2 separate regions of the Homo sapiens genome follow, and region 1 is linked to region 2. Evidence: chromatin loops called from intact Hi-C (ENCODE). Cell type or tissue: CD14-positive monocyte. All regions are shown on one strand. Links, peaks and the distances in the headings refer to the core of each region. The heading gives the core; the rest is flanking DNA. Region 1 overlaps VCAN (versican). Region 2 overlaps VCAN (versican).

What was found. A loop is a pair of places that touch in the nucleus more often than their neighbours do. Peaks named below come from ENCODE experiments on the same cell type or tissue, not always from the same donor. Only the 100,000 strongest peaks of a DNase experiment are listed, where the experiment ranks them.
Region 1: a loop joins it to region 2, with 3 times the contacts of the local background. A loop is called at or near these places in 6 of 110 quality-filtered maps.

The regions. Positions count from the first base shown.
Region 1 is chr5:83,482,338-83,493,319 of GRCh38, forward strand. VCAN (versican) reads left to right here. Exons shown (of 15, transcript NM_004385.5): 2 at 1,176-1,251; 3 at 7,761-8,135. The coding sequence starts at 1,182. Among named protein-coding and RNA genes, the nearest start is that of VCAN, 16 kb to the left of the region's middle. In CD14-positive monocyte, for the core only: no CTCF peak of the experiment used is centred there; no DNase peak of the experiment used is centred there; H3K27ac peaks cover 4,470 bases.
Region 2 is chr5:83,541,697-83,554,655 of GRCh38, forward strand. VCAN (versican) reads left to right here. Exons shown (of 15, transcript NM_004385.5): 8 at 1-572; 9 at 3,841-3,954; 10 at 6,275-6,388; 11 at 11,668-11,826. All of the region lies in intron 1 of VCAN-AS1 (VCAN antisense RNA 1), which reads right to left. Among named protein-coding and RNA genes, the nearest start is that of VCAN-AS1, 14 kb to the right of the region's middle. RefSeq lists an enhancer at 12,451-12,959. In CD14-positive monocyte, for the core only: no CTCF peak of the experiment used is centred there; no DNase peak of the experiment used is centred there; H3K27ac peaks cover 824 bases.

The DNA.
Region 1 (10,982 bases), core at 1,759-9,758, 59 kb before region 2:
GATCCCCTCACATCTCACTGGCCAAAACTATATTATATACTGTTCCAAATCCAATCATTGGAAAAGGGAATGGTACCTCTATAATTGACTTAGGATATCAAGATCATCCCTTGGGCTGGGGTTTGACCCAGGATTCTCCAAAGTATGTGACTGAGGGTAGGCACTAGAATGGAACCAGAGTTGTGTTAGAAAGGAGAAACGCATGGCTATTATAGAATAGTTCTAAATGCTACCGAGGAGGGCACAACTGTAAAAACCAAATAATCTTTTGCCATTCTTTTGAAGTTGGCACTTTGATTTCTAGATGGTTCCCCAACACAGGTTCTTCTCCTCCTCATCATTATAGCTGCCTTGAAATTTGAGCTGGAAGGGAACATTCTGAGACCCAGATTGTTAAATGTCTTTTCCAAAGTCATGCAATAAATTAAATGGCAAAGCCAGGGCAGTTTCTTGACTCAGTACAGGGTATTTTCTTTCATTCTTTACTCTTGAGACGTTAGAACTGTTGGTACTGCTTTAAAATTCATGGCAAGAACTGGTCACTTTTGTAATTAACACCTCCTTATAATACATTTGTTTTGTTTGCTTAGCCAGCTAGAAACTACATGGAGTCTGTGCTTTAAAAAGCCTGCCGAAGTCCTTATTCTCTGTTTTGGTATTATGTGCATGAACCACCAATTGGTTCCTTCTCACCTTACACTTGATGAAGATGTCTTTCTTTCAACATCTTTCTCTATTGCTCCCCATCTTCTCTTGCTCTATTTATGATCAGCTGTCTGTTTCTAAATAGACTTTGTGGTCACCCATTTCTTTTTGTGCCAGCTCCTATCCACTAGTTACTTGAACTGTGGTCTCTGTTGTTCTTCATACAGCCTACTCACTTGTGGTTGTCACACACATCCACATTGTTATATGTTCCCAAACTGTATTCTGGAATGATTTTGGTAATGGCTGCATTGGATGAGATTCAAACTAATAATTAAAGCATTGAGATAGCTTCTGCTATTACAAGTTTACTCCTGTTTTTATAGTCCAAGAGGAGCTACTTCTTCTACTCTTATTACTTAATGCTTAATACTACCCTTATTACATACAATGCACAAAAAGCATGTGATTTATGACCCACTTTAAACCTGAATGCTTGTGATTTACTTTGTGTTTTTCTTCATTTCTAGGCCAAGATGTTCATAAATATAAAGAGCATCTTATGGATGTGTTCAACCTTAATAGTAACCCATGCGCTACATAAAGGTGAGTGTGCTAACAATTTCTTTGGTGTTAATTGAAATAAAAATGTAAGTGCTGGAGGATGAAATGGCAATGTGGAATCACTGGAATAAAAGATTGATTTTTAAAATCTATTAAGTGCTGAAAACTATCAGTTAAAATATTATTGGACCAAAAACATTAGTTTTAAATAAATAAGTCAAAACAAAATAATAAGTAGGATGCTAAAGATGCAAGTGAGCTTTTAGTAACTTCCCTGATTACTTTCAGGCTTTGCAAAAAAGCTCATATATGGTATTGGGCATATTTTAAAATTCTAACACTATTTCTCAAAAACTTTCCTATGCAAAAAAAGAAACACTATTAAACACCCAGTGGGCTAGAATTTGAAAAGAATTGAGAAGATAAAGAGAAAGCTGACAGCCATGTTTTTGCCCTTAGTTCCTTTTCTTTTCTTTTTTAAAAAAGCAGTTGGATATGCATATGCCCTAGTTTTTTAATTTGAAATTTTATATTCTTCCAATGAGGGCTCTATAATTCCAAATTTATTATTTAATATATTCAAGGAATTTGAAGAAAGATGCTATCCAAGAGTTTCACTCATCTGCTTCTGTCTGTCTAGTGTACCTCTCCAGACTCAGATTCCATTTCTTCCTCACACTTATATTATGCATCAGACTCACCTTTTATGATTTTCCAGATGAATTCCTTTTGCTAAAGTTTAAGTCATCCATCTATTCATTACCCCTCCATCCATCCATCATCTATCTATTCATCCATCCATACCTCCAGCCATCCATTCATCTGTCCAAAATCTTTCCATCTGTTTGCTTATCAACATCTATCCGTGTATTCATCCATCCATCCATCCTTCCATCTGTCCAAAATCTTTCCATCTGTTTGCTTATCAACATCTATCCATGTATTCATCCATCCATCCATCCTTCCATCCATCCATCCATCCATCCATCCATCCATCCATCCATCCATTCATCCATCCATTTTTCCCACTCACCCATTCATCTGTTCACCCATTGATGATATTTTTTGAATACCTTCTTTGTGCCAGATATTATTCTGGGTGTCTGGGAATATACCCATGGATGACTCATAACTGGCCTATCGTTCTTTAAACTTACTTCTCTAGTTATGGGAGACCAGCAATAAACAAGTAAACAAACAATCCAGGTACTTTCAAATTGATGAACATAAAACAGAGTGACATCATAGAGAGTGGCTTGAGTTGGGGGAAGTTGATAAGACCTCCTTGAGAAAGTGAAATTTAAAGTGAGATGAGAATGATAATGAGGAACCAGCCAGCCAAGACCTGTCTGTAAGTTAGGAAGAAACATCGTGTGTTTGAATAGCAGAAAGGTCACTATAGTTGGAGAGCAGTGATCAAGGGGAAAGTAGGAGACATGAACAGAGAGATTAGCAGAAACCAGCTCATCTAAATAATAATAACACCCAAAACTTGAATAGAACTCCCTATGATCCAGGAACTGTTTTAAGTGCTTAACACTAACTCACTGAAACATCCATTACCCCTGTATTCTATTGAGGAAACTGTGGTACCAAGAGAGGCTAAGCAGCTTGCTCGAACGCCCATACCCAGTAAGAAGCAAAGCTTGGAGATGAACCAATTCATAGGAGTGTGTGCTCTTTACCACCATGTTATACTTCTTATCTACATGGAACACTGTAGGCTTTAAAAAGTCTAGAATTTTTACTCAGGAGGCTGAGACAGGAGAATTGTTTGAACCCGGGAGGTGGAGGTTGTGGTGAGCCGGGATTGCATCATTGCACTCTAGCCTGGGCAACAAGAGCTAAACTCCATGTCAAAAAAAAAAAAAAAAAGTCTAGATTTTATTCCAAGTGCAGTAGGAAGTATTGAAGGGTTTCAGCAAAGAAAGATATGAGTTGATGAATGTTTTGAAAATTCAGTTTTTGATAATCTATGCAGATTTGATTGTAGGAAAGCAAGGGTAGCAGCAGAGATATCATTTAGGAGGTTATTGTAGTAGCCTGTGCATGAAATGGGGTGGGGAGTAGTTTAGATCAGGTAGCAGTGGAGATGAAGAGAAGTGAATTGGATATGTGGAGATGGAGGAGTCAGTCCATCCACTGATGGATTGGATGGGGTGTGTAGTGAGGACATGAGAGGAGTCAAGAATAAATTGACTCCTGGGATGGCTCTCTTTCCCCTTTTCACCTCCAGATTCCCCTTTCTAACCAATTTAAAAGCTCCTCCTTGGGTGGGTGCAGTGGATCATGCCTGTAATCCCAGGACTTTGGGAGGCCAAGGTCGGAGGAGTGATTGAGCCCAGTAGTTCAAGACCAGTCTGGGCAACACAGTGAGACCCTATCTCTACAAACATTTTAAAAAATTAGCCGGGGGTGGTGGCTTGGGCCTGTAGTAGCTTGGGCCTGTAGTAGCCCAGTAGCTGGAACTCCACCTACTGGGAGGGCTGAGGCAGGAGAATTGTTGATCACAGGGGGTCGAGGCTGCAGTGAGTCATGATCGCACCACTGCACTCCAGCCTGGATGTCAAAGTGAGATCCTATCTCAATAACTGGTAAATAAATAAATAAATAAATTCCTCCTCCATGTTCCCCTTGTCCCCTGTGCTGTTGCAGATATAATAACATCTTCCATGCTCTTGGGATAAGTTATTGTTTTTCTTCCCAAGTAGGCTACTATAAGCTGCAAAAAGGCCTTTCATCTTCTAGCAAAGTGCCTGACACACTGACAGCACTTAGTCATTTTGTGTGTTGACTAAATGAGTGAATAAATAAATAAATGCCACAGTGGACCACCTGGATAGTTTTTAGAGTCTAGGTTCCACCAATTGGATCATGAAGACATGCTAATCAGATGGTGAAGCCTAGGAGCTGTCTTCCTCAAAGTTTTTGGGAGGTGAAGGTGAAGGTCACAGAGAGGAAAGGACAACAGCAACCAGTGAAGATGGAGAAAGGGATATGAAAAGGGGAGTGGTATTTGGATGGGCTGTATTGGAAGGGAATTTACAGGGAAAGTAGTAGGCGACCATCCTTCAGCTGAAATTTAGACTTTCCACTTAAAGAAAGAACTCATGCAATGAAAAACAACTTGTGTTGTACCTCCTTTACAGTATTTACAACAATAATTTTGATAGCCAACAACATTGAGTAATTTCTGCATGTCTTTACCTATTCTTTGTAAATCCATGATCACTATTATTAGATGTAATTAGTTTGGGGCTAATTTCAGGAGAATTTTTTTATATCAGAGGTGAAAGTTACAAATATACGATCCACATAAAACAGATTTTCTGGATTTATAGTGGAAAACACAGTAGTAACTTGTTGAGTCAAGACAAGTACTTTCATCTTAAGGTTTTTTTCTGTTTATTCCCAGTCACTGATGAGGTCAACGACTAACATAAATGAACACCTTGTCTATTGTTATGGGCTTTATTTTAACCCAAGAAGAACTATTTCCTTTAACAATACACATTATATTATCTTACAAACTGTCCTAATCGTTGATTATCTACCATTGGCCTAGTTATTTTGATGTTCCCCTTATAGTAGGAAAAGGAGTCATGCACAGTCGTGAATAAGTGAATGAACTAGATAGTGATATTTGTCACTTGAAAGAGTGATAAATTCCCATATTCTCAATTTGACATTTATTTGGCCAAGGTCTGTGTGTGTGTGTTTGCTCAAATTGTGCAGATGGAATTTACATCATCTTTACTCTAAGGAATCTGCTGACAGAGAATGAGGGGTAATTGGTTATTCATTATTTAGTGATTTCTCCCTCACTGTACTCATTTGGACCACAAACCATCTGGTAACAGCCAATGTTTTGTTAGGATTCATTTTTATTACTTGAATTGTCAGCATTTCAGACAAATTCCTGTAGGTAGCAGATTTCTTTTAAACATGCATACTCTGTAAACATTATACTCTGAACTACTGAATTTCTTTCTTAAAATATTTAGATTTAGTGAATTTCGTTTTTGTGACCCAGTGCATTAAGACCGAAGATTTAATACACAAAAGATTTGACCACACAGCTTTTTGTTAATCTTGTTAAGTTTGTATTCACATCAATATATTATTTATATCCAACCAAAGCTTTTAATTTTCTTATATATATAAACATCTAGAACAGTAAACAACCCTTGGGAAATTGCTTTTTAAAGTTATTTTTTTCCAACATACCTTTTCTTTACAGCACAGCTGTTTAGCAATGCTCTATGTTTCAGAAACCTCCCTATTGGATAGATTGGGTTGAATCTCATGTCTGTCCCTATATACTTCAAATTGTGAAGAGAAATATAATTTGTAAGAAATATTGAAGAATTGGAAGACATATATTTTAAACTAATTTTAAAAGACATGATAAAGAGTTTCAAAATTCATACCAGAATTAAAGTTGATGATAAAGCTGTTTATTTTTGCATTTGAAAATAGTACTTTATTTGTGGCAAAGTTAGTCATCTAAATAATTCTTCAGGAAGGAAGATGAGATTTTCTGGAACATATGATGAATATAAATTTGGAGATTTTTAGAGCACAAAATTCTCACCCTTTCTCTTCTCAGAACAATATCTTTGTGTTATCATCATCTCCCTAATTAGGTCCAAATTAAAGGAATGTGAAATAGGTAGAAGGTACTTTCAGAGAGTCCTCTGTGAACCTTACGGATTTATTAAAAAGATCATGAAATTACTAAAATATTTCAGTTCAGATAGTAATTAAATACTTATAGAAATAGGATGCATCTAGACTTTGAAAAGGAACTGAAAAGAACACTTCTTTTACTTCATTTAGGGGCAGAGGAAGCACACCAGAGCTAAAAGATTCCTTGATTAGGTGTCAGGAGACATGTGTTCTGACTCAGGTCTCTCACCAGCCATCTGGGAGCTTATCCTTCCTCTCAGTGGAGGATCCTTTGTAAGGAATTCGACCAGTTTTACTTTAAGGTTGAGCTAAGTTAGAGAATTTACTTTGTAAGCCAAGGAGGCCATTAAAAGTGGAATTATTCCCTTGCAATTTTATTCCAAAATGATAATAGTCTTAGCAATATTTCAAAGGATAATTTAGTATAGCTAATAGCACACTTCACTTTGTTTTTATTTAATTTCATTAAGTGCCTTAAGTCTGCTTTGGATAAGCTACATGTAGATTAATAAAATAATAAACAAATGCATAACAGCAATGGTTATTATACATTTGAAATAAATTAGTGATTTATATTGTAAGTACATTAAATATGATACTATATTAATTATTTTGGATTTATTTGCATCACATGAAATGTTTTATAGGCCAATCTCTTTTTAGGTTAAAATTTTAATCTTTAGCAAGACAGTATTTTTTTCTTAAAGGATATATCTCCATAGTATCTTCTTGCAATTTTCAAAATGCTTTTCTCCAACTGTGTTTACATTGAGAATCCACAGTGTTTACATTGAGAGTGATATCATTTCCAATGCATGCCCATGTTGAGATGTGTGTTTCCAATATGTTTGACCACTAGCAGAGTGTTAGATATACATCATTTTGTTGGTTAAAAAATCATTATTTCATTTCACCTAGAGGCTACTATTAACTTGTTGACCATATTTTCATGAAGTAAGCATTGTTTGTGCATTATCAACAACTTCCATTATTACTAACATATTGTCTAGCCTAATTAATAGAGGCTGGAAGATAGAGAGGAGAGTGGGAGAGAAAGGGATGGATTCCTCTAAGAGTGAAAAAACATTTATTTTGCAGGTAATGGTGTTAAACTGTAGTCAATATATTCTTTATCATTAAAAGTTTAAAAGTTTAAACAGAAGGACATTCTGCAGATAAATATTTTAGGACGGTTAGGTGAACAGAAACCAACCTTTCCCCATTATATAATTGAAGGTAATGTCTCACTGCAAAGTGATGGTAGCTGGATTTGTTATAATTATGAAAGCCTTTGGTTCCAACACAGGACCAAAGTGCATCCTTCAAATGTTAGGCTTTCCCTGGTTCCAGTCCTATGAAGCACTTTTTTATTTTCACTTCATCTTTGAATTTTGTTTTCATTTCCTCTAAGGTAATGTGGCAGTTATTGTAACAAACATTTTTTGTCTTTCGACCTGTAGACATAATTTTCATCTTTCAGCTGCTCTTCCTAATGTTGGTCCAGTCCTTTAAACCTGCCCTACGGATTCTAGTCTGCCCTTCTTTGCCCTTAATTGCTTGACCTCTTATGCTTGCCTTTTTTTTTTTTATCACTTATTTTGTTCATGTTAAACACTAAGTTAAAAAATTTTAAAATGAATGATGCCACATTTCTATATAAAGAAATGAGCATTATTAATCCCTGTTGTTGTAAAACATCATTGAAATTGTATGCTATTCTCTTTATATAAAGTCATTCTAATTATGTCACATGTTGAAGATGTAACCAAACTATTATAAAGGCTGCTTATCCATTCACATATTGAATAGATTAAGTTTGGGTTTTTTAAGATTGTTAATTTGTTATTTTCTCTTTCCTCTAGTCAAAGTGGGAAAAAGCCCACCGGTGAGGGGCTCCCTCTCTGGAAAAGTCAGCCTACCTTGTCATTTTTCAACGATGCCTACTTTGCCACCCAGTTACAACACCAGTGAATTTCTCCGCATCAAATGGTCTAAGATTGAAGTGGACAAAAATGGAAAAGATTTGAAAGAGACTACTGTCCTTGTGGCCCAAAATGGAAATATCAAGATTGGTCAGGACTACAAAGGGAGAGTGTCTGTGCCCACACATCCCGAGGCTGTGGGCGATGCCTCCCTCACTGTGGTCAAGCTGCTGGCAAGTGATGCGGGTCTTTACCGCTGTGACGTCATGTACGGGATTGAAGACACACAAGACACGGTGTCACTGACTGTGGATGGTAAGGCTTTTATTATCTGCAAGAAGGTAGTATAACATGACACCTGGTTCAGAAGCATTGAGAAATAGCACTCAGAAGTAACTGTTGTTTGGGGTTTGGATGAGCGGAAAAACACCTGTCAATCCAGTAGTCCACGTCTTTCACCAAAAATGAACTGGTACTCATTCAAAAGTCAAGGCAGGTGCATTTTTGGCAGCCACTTCATTGATTCCATGAAGGAAAGTATTGTATACTGAAAATAACGAATACCTCAAGGCATGACACATAATTTAATAATCATTACTTCAGTGTTGAGTCTTATCAGTGATTCTTTTTCAAGACTCTGAAGGCGAATCTACATTTTAAAAATTATTACATATGTGTGTATGCACATGTACATACATATACACACATATATACACATATACACATGAAAAACCTTTCCCCCTTTTTTCTCTCTTAATATGATTATTAAAATATTTGAGTTTGCTTTTAGGAAATTCTATCTTAACTTATACCGAAGAAATAAGGTATTTAATAAAAACCATGGTACATATCAGAGTCTTAAAAAGGCCAAGACTTAATAAATATTTGAATTCGATCAAACAGAAATTTAGTATATTTTTTAAGATTAATATCCTAGTTGTTATCCGTTAAGTATTGCAGTGAGACATTTTAGTTTCACCCTCTTTTCAGGGGTGGTTTATATGTCATTTGAATTTAAGTTAGGAGACAAAGCAAAGAAAAATTGCTTTAATTGGGTACACACATAATGCCATAGCCCTTGGAAGCGTAATATTTTGGCAAGTTATTAAGCAAAATTCTAATACCCAGACATGATGGAACAGATTTTCTTCCAATCCTCCATTTCCCTATAAAATATTTACCTTTCAGAAATATATACAAAGGGTTTTATTAAAAGTCTTTCTTGTGTAGCCAAAAGGAAATACTTTGAATTTCAGATGCAACACATTAACTTTCTGATACCCTTTTATATTCAAATTCCATTGCTTCCTTCTATAAATCTATTTTTATGTTGTCTAGGCATCCACTAAGTATCCTGGGTTCTTCTAACCTTTTTATCATTATTTTTGTTAGCCTCACTACTGTGATTTCTCTCTCTCTCTCTCTCTTCTGTTTACGTATCACTTTTTAAAATCCCCAAAGGAGTTTAACAACTTCTTACCATTTTTCATCATTAAAGAATTAGCAATGGATTTGCCCCTTGCCCCTCTGAAACAATGAAAATCCTCCACTTAATCTCCTTAGCTCCATGGGGTCTTCAAATTATTCCAGCAACTGCAGATACTTATACAGATTGAAGTTCCCTGCCTTGGTCGAGGAGGCCTCTTTGTGCCCCTTTACTGCCAATCTTCAGTGCACATGGAAGATTTTTAATTACCAAGAAGACTATTTGAAGCTTTGATCAACATTAAACTAATCTAAATCTATTCAAATTCTTGCTTAAGCCTTAGAGATCATTTTAAGCTATCTCTTATATTCACCAGATAGCACCATATATATTTTCTGGCAATTTTAGAGAGGTTCTATAAAGGTACAAATTGGCGTTTGATTTTTTTTTTTGGCAAAATCTCCTATTTGAGTCATAAAATATCAGAAATGAGAAAATGAATGCCAGTTGTCATTGCATCTACTTAGTGCCCGTGCAGGTCTTTTTGCGTTGGCACTGATCTGAGGCACTTATCTATGAGATGGGTAGTCTTTTCCCCTGTAGTCATATTACTACAGTAATATAACTCTGGAAGACAGAGATGATCTAAGGATGAACACATGGGAGACAGTCTTATAACTAGAAGTCAGGCTGCAGAAGATAAACTGTTGTCCATCCCAGGAAATTACTAGGGATAAGAAGAGTGGCACGTATCTTGGAAACCACAGTTTATCCCAAATAACAACAACAACAAAGTGTTCTTAAATGGGATGACTCTTAATAAAATCTCATTCATAAGACCCAGTTGCCTCAATTTCTATTTTTCAGTGACTTCTCTGGCATATTAGTTCAATCCACTTTGATGTCTTGCAGAAATGAGTCATCATATTTACCCCAGCTAAAAATGGAGAGACTCTTGTTGACATGGCAAGAGAGGATCCAGAGCTCCACCCCCTTGCTTGCTCTATCCTTATCCCTTTGAAAATTTCTTGAGCCCTGGAGCACAGTTCAAAACCACTAGTTTATACCACCCCTAAAATACAACAAAGTGGAATTTGAGGCAAGTATCAGGAGCTTCTACTAGGAAGAATTTGAGAATTTATTTCAGGCTTTCTTTGGATAAAAATTATACATGTTATCTGTCATAGCAGAGACCCTACGTTATGCTGGTCAGGTAAAGAATATGATAAACATTTGAATGGTACATGGTGGTCTACTCAACATTTTAAAATCCTTTACCTAATTTGACCTTCACACCAATCAAGTAACATACATATTTTTAGTTCCACCTTATGGGACAGGAAATTAAAGCTCAGAGAAACTGACTTGTATAAAAGTAAGGAGTAAATTAGGGATTGGAACAAGTCTTCTCACTCATAAATAGTCCAGTGTCTTTTCCACTCTAGTACATTGTCTCTGAAGGTAAATATCTCATTGTTTTACATTTGGAAGAAGTGGTGTTAGTGAATATTTTTATGAGACAGGTGAGTGTTTCATGCATAAATATTGGGTTGACCCCGGATAAAGTCCTGAAGTAGAAGTTGATCTTGTGGTCCCCTTAGGTCTTTGTATCTTCTGCAGAATCTACTCCCTTTAGGTATCTGGTGTTCCCATGATTGCGTGAATACTGCCTGCAATCAGGACAACTATTGGGATTCAGTGACTTAAATCTCTTCCTTGATCTAGGAGATCCCCTA
Region 2 (12,959 bases), core at 1,718-9,717:
AGAACCTTCAGAAGATGATGGTAAACCTGAGTTATTAGAAGAAATGGAAGCTTCTCCCACAGAACTTATTGCTGTGGAAGGAACTGAGATTCTCCAAGATTTCCAAAACAAAACCGATGGTCAAGTTTCTGGAGAAGCAATCAAGATGTTTCCCACCATTAAAACACCTGAGGCTGGAACTGTTATTACAACTGCCGATGAAATTGAATTAGAAGGTGCTACACAGTGGCCACACTCTACTTCTGCTTCTGCCACCTATGGGGTCGAGGCAGGTGTGGTGCCTTGGCTAAGTCCACAGACTTCTGAGAGGCCCACGCTTTCTTCTTCTCCAGAAATAAACCCTGAAACTCAAGCAGCTTTAATCAGAGGGCAGGATTCCACGATAGCAGCATCAGAACAGCAAGTGGCAGCGAGAATTCTTGATTCCAATGATCAGGCAACAGTAAACCCTGTGGAATTTAATACTGAGGTTGCAACACCACCATTTTCCCTTCTGGAGACTTCTAATGAAACAGATTTCCTGATTGGCATTAATGAAGAGTCAGTGGAAGGCACGGCAATCTATTTACCAGGTAAGATCACAACATTGATAAATCTGTTTCCAAACCTGGAAACAGTCCCTTGGTGCTAACGTTTATATGTATGTAATTTTTATTGTGATGTTAAATCAATGGAGAGTTTCATATTATTCACATAACAGCAGGCCAGGCCACAGTATTGAGTTCATAATGAGATGAAATGACAGTAAGTATAGATTAGTTTTGGACTTTAGAAGTAGACTTTGTATTTTTCTGGGTTTTAGAAATAATATACAATTACAACATGGAAAAGATGAAATTATTAATGTTATAAAAATTCAATTTGTTTTTACTCACAACTAGAGTATTGCTTTGTCATATGTCTCATAGTTATACATGTTAGGTTTAAAAGTAGAAAAAAAGTCCTATTTTTAAAAACCCTCCCATTGATGGATGCTATTGCTGTAGTATCAAAATCTGTCAGGCCTTTAACATTTGGGAGTAGTACGTAGCTCTAATAATTATTTCAGAGTTTGTGCAGTATCAATATCAGCTCATACTTATATGCAATGTCCTTGTTTAAGACAGTCTACATAATGCATCAAACACAGTGCCTACCAGTAGTGAGTAGTCATTTATTATATAAACATACTGCCTGTTGAGAGAAGTTTTCTGTGTATTTACTGAATGTATGGAAAGCATGAATTTGATACTGATTCATATAAGCCATCTCTTCTGATTGCCACGAAAAGGCTATAAAAGCCCTGTGTGAAAGGGTAAGAGGTGAAGGTTCAGAGAGGTTCAGCAACTTGCCCAAGGTGGCACAGCCACATTGTGGTAAAAGTAGGATTTGAACCCAGCTTAGCTCCACTCTAAAGTCCATAGTCTTTTCACTGCTCTTTGCTGGTTTCAGTATAGTATAAAAATAAACAATTGATATTGAATAATATATGAACCAGGAATCTTGGAATATTTACTTTGTAGAATTTATTTTCCTCTTAATCTAGCCTGAGAATGTTAAGAAATCAGCTCTAATGGTGTTTTCCCATAATGTTATTATTTAAATTAACAATGTCAGTGGAATCCACAAATAGACATCACCACCTAGCTGCTACCTGCAAAAAGAGGAAGAAAAATCAGTACTTTAATGTCTGTCTTGGTTGAGAATATATGTTTTATTTTAATATGTTTTATGCCATGACTATCGTTAAAATTATTCTTCTGATCATATCAATATTACCTTTTGTGCCACCAATGCTTTATTTTGATGTGCTTCAGAAAGAGTAAAATAGAAAGTACAATTTTTAATAAATGGCTTGAAATATTTTGAGGAAAATTGATCAAAGGTAGTTGACATTGGGTTTTTTGTTATCACTGTGTGTTAAATCTGTAAATGATAATCTAGTAATTTGGCTAATATTTATTGTTTTTTAATTTAGTTTAATATACTTCAGTTTGTTAAAAATATGATGTAAAAATAACTGGTAATAACTAGGTACATATAGAGTTAAGTTTGATGAATGAGAAATATGTACCAATTTTCCAGTTTACAATATTTACCAAGATTTATAGTTTGCGTCTTCATTGCAAAACAAATGGTCACTTTAGCTTAATTCAGTAAACAGCAGCTCATATGGGATTACCTGGTCTATCTGTTGCAGATTCAACTTTCAGAGGTTAATACGAACTGTTTAGGGGAGAATAACATTCATAAAAACTGAAGTTTCCTGTTAATTGGAACGACTTCCAGTTCACAGGAAGACTCACTCACTCAGTCCTTGTTTCATGGTCTCAGCATGGTGTCTAGTGTCAGTGGTAGGAATAGTAATAGTACTTCTTCACATTTGTGTGGCACATCACAGTCTGATAAAGCACTTTCACCTAGTGTCATTTGGATTCAGCACAGAGGGCAGCATGTGGCTATGGCGTGTGTTAACTGCAGCCTTGTCATCCTGGCAGCGAGCGTACTTGTACTTTAAAATTCAGAAAGCTAAAATTGTTAGGGAGATTTCAAATAGTTTTGGAACTATAGGAAAAAGTGTCTTAGAAAACTCGGGGGAGTTTTTGGAGAAGTTGATGTACTCATCTGAATTAACCTAATTTTAACGTGAATCCCAAACATGGGAATGTGTACCTATCCAGGTTTATAGTCATTCAGAATTTACTTAACACTCAGAAAGTTTGAGTTTGACTTTCTGGTGTGGGGAAGTCTCAGTTATCTTTTATAGCAGTACCTTGTTTATCCTGATATTCTTTAAGCTAATGTTTCATAAGAAGTTAGACATCTTTCTTCTTTCATGTGTAATTATTTCAGGGTTTCAGGACTTAAGATTCTTGAAAGTATGGGTGTATTCCATAGATAATCTATTTTATTTCAATTATTTTGTAAAACTTTCAACTCTCATTTGGATCTTTGAAGATTTAGAAATGTAAGCAAGTCTGAAACAATATACAAAGAATAAGTATAAACTCAATGAAAATACACTTATCCAAGCAATATTGCAATATAAAATATATGCTTCAAGTGGTGTAAAAGTGTTTGCACTTAGAAAATATATTTAAACTGTTTGTCCTCATAAATTTATGTCTTCGGCCTTCATATTTATCTCCCAGGAGTGTCGGTTTTATTTGTATTTTAATAAGAAAATTATAATAAAAACTTGGGGTTTCATTTTAGGTGAGGTTTTTGTATTTGGGTTTGTTTTTCTACAGTAGAGTTTAATCCATGTGTTGCTTTTCTTCAAGTATAGTTTAAAGGAGTACATTTGGAACGTGTTTTTGGAAAAAGCATGTTAATGTAGCAGAAGAGACTTCAGTGCACACTTTCGAAGAAAAACAGTTTCTGAGCATTAAGTGGTAAAAGGCAATAATAATTCAAATGATGATAACAAGCCAACCTGCTAAAAAGAATGCATGTTCTGTGTATCCAGCCATTTCACATGAACTAACCCCATTTAAAAGAATACATTTTCCATTCACTGTGCACATATGTGTAATCATTTTTGACTAAAATCAATTGCCATTATCATGCCAACTAAATCTGCAGTAGAATATATTAGTTGCCAGATACAGTACAAAAAATATCATTTAAGAGTAATCGTGATTGAATCCCAGAAATGAATAGATGCAATTTGTAACAATTAGTTATAATGCCAAGAAACACTCCAGAGAGTAAAGTTAATGTTAATTTTTATATGTAGTAACTCTAAATTGCTATGGTAAAGCCTATAATATGGTAGCAATATGGGGCGTTTTATGCTAAAATACACGCAAACATTAGAGACGAGCCTAACTGCTTTTCTTACTTTCCTGAATATGGTAGGACCTGATCGCTGCAAAATGAACCCGTGCCTTAACGGAGGCACCTGTTATCCTACTGAAACTTCCTACGTATGCACCTGTGTGCCAGGATACAGCGGAGACCAGTGTGAACTTGGTAAGATGGTACTTGGCTGAAAAGGTGCAGTTCTTTCACAGAAGATATATTGGGGGAGAATTTATGTTGTCGAATCAATCAGAGATTTCAAAGAAACCCATATGAAGATTAATTATATGTTAAATGAAGTTAAAATCTGAGGGTAATTAACTAGGGGCTGGAAAATGGGTACAGATATTCAGTGAATTCTGTTAACGTAACCAAGACTCAGTGAGGCCTGCTGAGTCTTCTTGTGTTTTTTACAGGTAGAATTTACAAATGTAAAAATGCATAAATATTAACAAAAATGTACATTTATCCCCCAAATCTGCATATAAATAAAAATCAATTTCAGTATAAAAATCTTTTTAGAAAGCTAGACTTAAAAATTAGGAAAATAATAAAAGTTAGAGAGCTTTGTCCTTAGTTTTGGGATAATTTTTCTTCTCATTTGGAATGGGAAAGACCCTTCCCTGACTCCCAGCAACCAGCCCAACGTGCCTCGGCCTCAGGGAGCTGTGCAATTGCTGTTCCCTGCCTCTCTTTTGGTTCCAAGGAATATAATTGACCCTCACACTCCCATATTCTTATTTAGGCATCCTTCTCTTTAAAGAAAAAAAAAAAGGCACCAGTGTTGATTTGGCTACATATAGACCTCACTTCTGAGAAAAGAATGATGAAATATGTTGTCCAGATGTCCCTTTTAGAGATATCATGAAGGTTTGCTTAATTTGCTTACAATGATTGAGTAAAGAAAGCTCACCAATAGCACTTTAAATTATACATCAATATTGCGATACAATCCCAACATTCATATTAAAAGAGTACTTAAAAAAAGTCAACGAGGCCAGCGCGGTGGTTCAAGCCTATAACCCCAGCACTTTGGGAGGGCGAGGTGGGCGAATCGCTTGATCCCAGAAGTTCGAGACCAGCCTGGGCAACATGGCAGAACCTCACCTCTGCAAAAAAAAAAAAAAATTAACCGTGCCTGTAGTCCCAGCTACTTGGGAGGCTGAGGTGGAAAGATTGCTTAAGCCCAGAAGGTCGAGGCTGCAGTGAGCTGTGTTCACGCTACTGCACTCCAGGCTGGGTGACAAAGTGTCTGGCACTCAGCAAGCACCATAAACATGTTTGGTATTATTACTATATAATATCATGTTTACTAAGACCATTTCTTTAGGTAAGAATACATTATATGACTAAGAAATTTAACTTGCTTTGTATATTCATTTAAAAATATTCTTAAACATTAAATTTTTAGTGTAATTGCAAAATGCTATGGAAATAAAGTCACTAATTTCATCAGGGGAGATCATATGTAGAAAGATTAGAATCTGTGTAGAAAGATTTTATTTGACATAGATTTTAAAGTTGGGAAGATTTGACAGGTGGTGGAGGGAGATATGGACACAACAAACAAAAGCACAGAGGCCAAAAACTACAGAAGGCATTTGAATGACAGCCTCGATCCAGGTATGCCTACTTAGGGGTTTGGGAGAGGGAGACGTATTGGGAGACAGTACCAGAAGGCAGGTTGGGTCTAGAAAGCCCTGACAGTCTAAGAAGGTCCTGAGTTCAGGATACTGAATAGTGTTACTTCACACTCTAGTCAAGTGATTCTGAGACCTTAGCATGCATCAGAGGGCTGGTAAAACAGATTGTTGTCTCCACCTCAAAGTATGTGATTCAGTAGATTTGGGGTGGAATTGGAATTGTGGATTTTTAACATTCTTAGGTGATGCTGATGTTGTTTGTGGTCCAGGGAGCTCACGTTGAAGACTGCTGCCCTGGGCAATTGGGATCCATGGAATGTTTGGAAGTAAAAGAATAAAATTATCATGACTGTGTCTAAAAAAGATGACATTTAGCAGAGTGATGGATATATTGGAGAGGAAAGGGCCTAGGGATGGTGAGGCCAGTTAGATACTTTGAGTAGTCCATGTGTGAGGTAATCAGAGAATGAGCCATGATTGGAGGTGGGAAGGCTGGGGCTGTTGATTCTTCATTCGTTTTAGGGCTTATCTGATTCATTTATCAGCAATGGAGACAATGGCCCTACTCTGAATACCTTTGACATTTTCTTAGGGTTGCCAAATTTAGGAAATAACAATTCAGGATGGCCACTTATATTTGAGTTTCAAGTAAAAACGAAATAACTTTGTAGTATAGGTTTGCCCTAAATATGGCACGGACATACTTATGCTAACAAATTATACTTTTTTTAAAATCTGAAATTCAAATTTAACTGGCTGTCTTGTATGTTATCTTGCAACCTCACACTAAATGGAATTCTTTGATACTTTTTGAAAGTATTTTGTGAGCTTTTACTATTTTGTTTCAGATTTTGATGAATGTCACTCTAATCCCTGTCGTAATGGAGCCACTTGTGTTGATGGTTTTAACACATTCAGGTGCCTCTGCCTTCCAAGTTATGTTGGTGCACTTTGTGAGCAAGGTAAGAGCTATTGCAACATTTGTATGATGAACATTATTGATTTTTTTTTAGCAATTTTGGCCTCAATGCATAATCTTTCCTGCAGTGGAAATTCACATTTCCTTAGGTTTCCTTATTCAGGGATAGCTCAAAACATCTGAATCATAGTGTTGACTTGATTATGGTTGTTTAGCTGATAGATTGGAATTGCAGGCAGGCAAACTGAGCTGAATTTAAAGACATCCAGCCAATAAAAGGAATATTATCGTATGTATTTTTCTTGGGGACAAACTAAGCACTGACCTTACTGTGGCTCATGTACGAAGGAGTACTGAATTCAATATTAGCTGTTTTTATTTTCTCCTCCTAAGCACTTGAGACTCAATGGACTTATTTTTCATAGTCAATCATATCTGGAGAATGAGTTGATATAGTTGTTAGAATACATTTGCTTTGGCACATGCTAAGTAGAAGATATTGTGAATCTGCTCACCAGGAAATTTTCCTACTAAAGAAGGATTGACTTTTTCTGAATGAAAGAAAGCCCTATGTTCATGATGGCTTGAATCTCATGATCCCTGTAATTTGCATTTTACGGCCAACCTGAGGGTGTATTTTAGGTGGTTAATGGGAGCATTTCTTGGTCCATCAATAAGAAACAGATTGCATGCTAAGCACACTCAGCTTTGGAATGTCGATTTCCTCTACTTAAACTCGTACAGTGGTTTGGCTTTGATAAAAGTGTTCAGTGCCAAACTTCCATTCCACCAGACAAACTGAAAATGCATTAGACACTCAGGCACATTGGTCTGGTCCCACATTCTGCTTCATGGTGTTAATCTGGATGTCACTGCGATGAATGCAAATCCAAAAGGAGCATGTATTGAATTGCTGTTCCAAGTGGATGGATGATGGCTACATTTTTAGGTGTTGGTTTTTTTCTTTTTTTATTGCATAGGGTAAATCTGTTTGTTTTAGATTTTGAATATAAAGATAGACCAAGCAAGATCCTCTTCTTAAAGTAAAAACATTAGAAAGATGGCATTTGTTGAAGAAAACAAAAGCCTGAGACAGTTGAGACATTCCAATATGTTAAACATGATTCTGGCTTCTGTTAGTTCCAAGTACAAGAAGCAATTCAAAAAATCGTTTTTTCAATGTGCATTTACTGTCTTCCAGGCACTGTTCTGGGCATTGGAGATAGAAATATGAACAAAACAAAGTCTCTGATCCTGGTGACTTAGCATAACTCTTGGCAGAGAATAAAATTTAGTTCTTTACAGACTATCAAATGCATCCTGGCACATTGTTTCATTTGGTTGGCATAGCATTTCTATGCATTCAGTGGGCTAGAAATTAAGGCTCAGAGAAAAAAAGTGATGTGTTTAATGTCACACAGCTAGTAAATCGTACAATGGGAAAAGTGAACCTAAATGGCTTAACTCTACAGCCCAAGTTTCTCTGAATATCTTCACACTTCTAAAGTAACTCTCAAAGATAAACACTTTATTTATATGTTTATCTGATGCATTGAGTGGCAACAGATTTTTGGAAGGGACTTTGGTGCCATTGACCTTTTCTCTTTCTTTTCAAAAGAATATTGAAAGTAAAAAGTGTTAATTAATTTTATTTCTGGTGCCACCTGACTTTCAGGTACTTTTTATTGTATTTTCAAGCAAGTTTGATTTTCATGCACATTTTTTTGCTGAGAAACATCGATCTCAGTCTGTTTACGCAGTGCAGCTGTGCTCCTGTGATTTATTGCCAGGATACTGAAAGATTTTTTTCCTCTTTTCAGGTTGCCTAAGAACAAATGTTTTCTTCATTAACAGCAGCTTTGTTGTCTAAACAATTTTCTATCCAAAGTTTGGTGATGACCGTGTCAGTGTTCCTTCAGCTGACGTTTTCTGTTCTCTGACTAGTAACTTCCCAAGTCACAGTTACTCCGAAATAGGGGACACATTTTGGTGCAATAATTACAGATACAAAATCTAGAAAGGGCTATTGGAACAGTAGAGAGGCAGTTCTGGCTGCACAAACTGCCCTTGCCAAAGTCAGTGATACAGCTTGCCTAGTGAGAAGTGTGGAGGATGGGCACTTTCTTAGGACTTGACAGCTATATGTCAGAGAGGTTGAAAACATTACCTGTACAGCATCAAAAGAATAAATTTTTGGTGAATTTGTTTGTGATAGTTTCACCTTCTATGTTCATGAACAGGAGCTGTGCACACTACAAATCTGGGTTTGTATTGTAACCCATTGAAACAACCTATTTTTTTGTAACCTCTTTAAAACCTATAGGAGTTTTAAAGCATAAGATGTCTTTCCATGCATTGAATGATTTTTAAGAAAATGTCATCCACAAAGGTTGCCTTTTAATAAATAAAAAGAGTTTCACATAATTTTTAGGTAAGGTTGAAAAAACAAATAGACTATTTCTATGAATAGTATCTCCTATCAGAATAGCATCCTGGGAGATGCAGCTTGACAAATGATCCTTCATTACATATTTGTTGAATTCATGAATAATAAAATTTAAGTGGCCAGGCATGGTGGCTTACGCCTGTAATCCCAGCACTTTGGGAGGTCAAGGCGGGCGGATCACCTGAGGTCAGAAGTTCGAGACCAGCCTGGCCAACATGGCGAAACCCCATCTCTACTAAAAGTACAAAAATTAGCCGGGTGTGGTGGCGGGTGCCTGTAATCTCAGCTAATCAGGAGGCAGAGGCAGGAGAATAGCTTGAACCTGGGAGGCAGAGGTTGCAGTGAGCAGAGATCATGCCACCGCACTCCAGCCTGGGTGACAAGAGTGAGACTCCATCTCAAAAAAAAAAAAAAAAAAAAAGTGAATCAATGTGGATAGTTGGCTTTGTTTTTTTTTTTTTTACACAAAAACCACTCTAAGTGGTTTTTGCAGATATATTTATAGTCATTGGGAAGCTATGATTTAGATAGTACAAATAAATGCATTTTCCCAGTTTGGTTTTAACAGAAACCCCGCCTCTATTTTTTGGACCTGTGTTCTGATTGGAATGTATGCATCTGCTAACTGAGACAGGCACTGTTAGTAGTGAAGTGGTCACATATCTAAATTTTGTGATCATCTGGGTTTTCTTGTTTAGGAGGAAAAATACTTAATGATAAACTATTTAGAAGACAAAAAGGGGCTGGGTGCGATAGCTCACGCCTATAATCCCAGCACTCTGGGAGGCCAAGGCAGGTGGATCACCTGAGGTCAGGTGTTCAAGACCAGCCTGGGCAACATGGTGAAAGCCTGTCTCCACCAAAAAATACAAAAATTAGCCAGGCATGGTGGTGCACGCCTGTAGTCCCAGCTACTAGGGAGGCTGAGGCAGGAGACTCACTTGAACCCGAGAAGCAGAGGTTGCAGTGAGCCAAGATCATGCCACTGCACTCCAGCCTGGGTGACAAAGCGAGACTCCACCACAAAAAAAATAAAAAATAAAAAAGACAAAAAAGGGGAAACCAAACTAAAACCAATTGGGTTAATAGCAGATAAAAAAGGGTATGTAGAAAAGTTTTTTCTGATGTATTATTCAAGGGGTTAAGATCCTCCATAATTTTACATCATGTATCTTAAATTAATGTCCATGGTTAAGGAAAGTTATGCCATTATAAATCACATTATTTACTTTGGCAGTAAGAATGTTCTAAAAGTTTTTTTGATTCTCCTCCTCTGTAAACTAACCCCCTCATATAGGAAGAGCTGTGTTCTTCCTAGCCCTCTCACCTTACCTCTAAATTCTTACAAATGAACTTCCCCAAAGCAGAAATACTACATCCAAGTAGCCAAAATTTGCTTCATTTTGAGGCACTGAGTGCTACTTTTATACCAAACCATCTAGCTGTGTCTTGAGTCCTTTCCTATGAGACTTGGTGATCTCCAAACAACACTTTAATAAACGCAAAGCTTCCAGTGCACATTACTCAAAAGAATTAGTCAGCTGGCTGCAACTAAACAACAGGCCTGATAGACTAAACTGAAATAAATACTGCTCTCAGATAAGCTGCATCTGTTGTGTGAGTATGGTTTTAATCACTGAAGCCAGGAAAGAAATGAAATCTTTCAGAATTCATACTTTCCCACAGTTATAGAAAGAGGAGTAACAGGAATAAGAGTCAAGAGACAATCTGAGTTTCAATTTGGCCACCAAAACTAACGTATAAAGCAAACATTTATTTAATTTAGTAGGGTTGTGTTTTCTTCTATTAATCAGCAAATTTGGGTGGGGGGAGATACTTACTAGGTCATCTGGAAGGTTTTGTTGGTGCCTGAAATTCTATAAACTGCAGTTTTGTTAGTTTTTACATGTAACTACTTCAATATAATTGTGGGGTGTATTTTGTGAAAGTCAACCCCACCTGTGGATGAGCAATTCTGTGGGAAGATTGCCAATGAAGAATACAGTGCTATGAACAATGCCACTTTCTTGTGGAATTATGTAAAAATTGGCAACCTAGAAAGTGTAGCTGATACTGCCAGTGTAAAATTTAGATATATTTGAAAAATATTATTGTCCCACTGGAATATCAGTTATAGTGTGCTTATTGTGAAACACACACACAGACACACACACACACATATGTATATGACCTGGTGGAATGGGGGGGTGAGTTAAATAATTTAATTTATTTCATTTTTAATAAACTTAAAATCTTGATGCATTTTCATTGGGCATTACCTATCTTACCCTTCTTTTTAGGAAGAAGGCATACAGTTCTAGCTGTATCCCAAAACGTACCTATTCATAAAGGATTTTTTTCTCTTTGTCAGTTTTACATGACAAGAGCCTGTGACTTCTCAGATATCTCTTTGGGAAATGGGAGAGGACTACTTCCAGAACCTTTGAAGTTGTTATGCAAATAGGGCATTCATAATTCTATTAGCCGGAACTCTTATCTATCACTTGAATGAGTCTCTTAGAAAAGTTGTGTTGGTAAGGAATTAGCCCCAGTTGCTTCACAAGTAAGTCAGCCAGTGCTATAGCAGCCCAAGAGATTTTGGCTGGCCCCTCTTCCAGTTTTCTCTGGCTTTAATCAAGGAAGTTGCTGTTAGATGCTGCCTTTGCAATCCAAAGATATATAGCCATCCACTTGGCACGAATCAGTTGGGCTCACTTCATAATAATTTCTTTGTCATCGTGACCAAATTTTATGAATCAGTTACTTCAGGGACATTGCACAGATACTGGCTTGGGTATCCTACTAACACTTGGTTGGGGGTGCCAAGTTTGAATGACGTATGTGCGTTTAATAAGCTCCTGCCTGTTTCTTCTCAGATACCGAGACATGTGACTATGGCTGGCACAAATTCCAAGGGCAGTGCTACAAATACTTTGCCCATCGACGCACATGGGATGCAGCTGAACGGGAATGCCGTCTGCAGGGTGCCCATCTCACAAGCATCCTGTCTCACGAAGAACAAATGTTTGTTAATCGTATGTACCAAATAGATACGAGTTTCCAGGAACTTCACTTCTCATCACTCTCTTAGTTTTGTCTGTGTGCAAGTGAAAAGAAGTAGCTTTTTCAATCATAATACAACTTATCAAATCCCTCATCTGTGAATTACTTAAAATCATCTCACCTATGTTAAGTCCCCCATTTGGGGAAACATTCAACTATAATATAGGTAGGCATTGGTTTGTCTGCCAGCAGTAATAGTTGAAACACTTGCTGTAGGTTGAATCATAAGCAGTTGCTATTTGATCATTTTTAAATATACAAAAACAGCTATTTCTTATGGCTCAATAGAATTCTTACTATGGTTATACTTTCATAGTCTCTATTTTGAATATTTATATGCCTGTCTAAAATTACAGTTGTTTTCAGTTATTTTTGTCCTGCTAATTAAAATTGAATTGTTAATAATAGCACCCTAATCTTACCTTTTGGGCATATTGATTCTCATTCAAGTTTCTAAATATTTTAAATTGTGGAAAGTGAGCTACATCCTAAGAACTTGAATAGGTGGAGATTGAAAGCTAATGAAACTTAATATCAGAGCTGTTTAATAACTCCTTCAACTGCAGCAAAAAGGAGGGCAACTAGTTTTCATGTAGCAATATGTAGAAATTTGTTGCTCATAAAGCATTTTCTTAAGAGGTAGTGTCTTGCCATGCTGTCCAGGCTTGACTTGAACTACTGGCCTCAAGTAATCCTCCCACCTCTGCTTCCCAAAGTGCTGGGATCATAGGCGTGAGCCACCATTCCCAGCCTCATGAAGCGTTGTTTGATGTTCTATTAAATATTTTCTCGTGATGCCTACTATCGTTTAGAAGTTTGTTAATTTGTAATCTGGATAGAGGTTCATTTAACTTTACTGCGTGATATCCTTGCCAGTGACTCACCTCATGGTAAAAGTAAATATTTTTGAGGATAAATCTGTAGAACTGTCTAATCTAGGTGTTCACTAATTAAAATGTTTTGAAAAAAAGGAACAAGTGGCTTCCAAAATGAGGGTAGCGTGGATAAGATCTGGCACATTTTATTGGGTCACTGAATTTTTGCCAATGGCATCGCTTAAAAACAACAACAACAAAAAAATAGAAAATTTCTATCATAAAAAAAA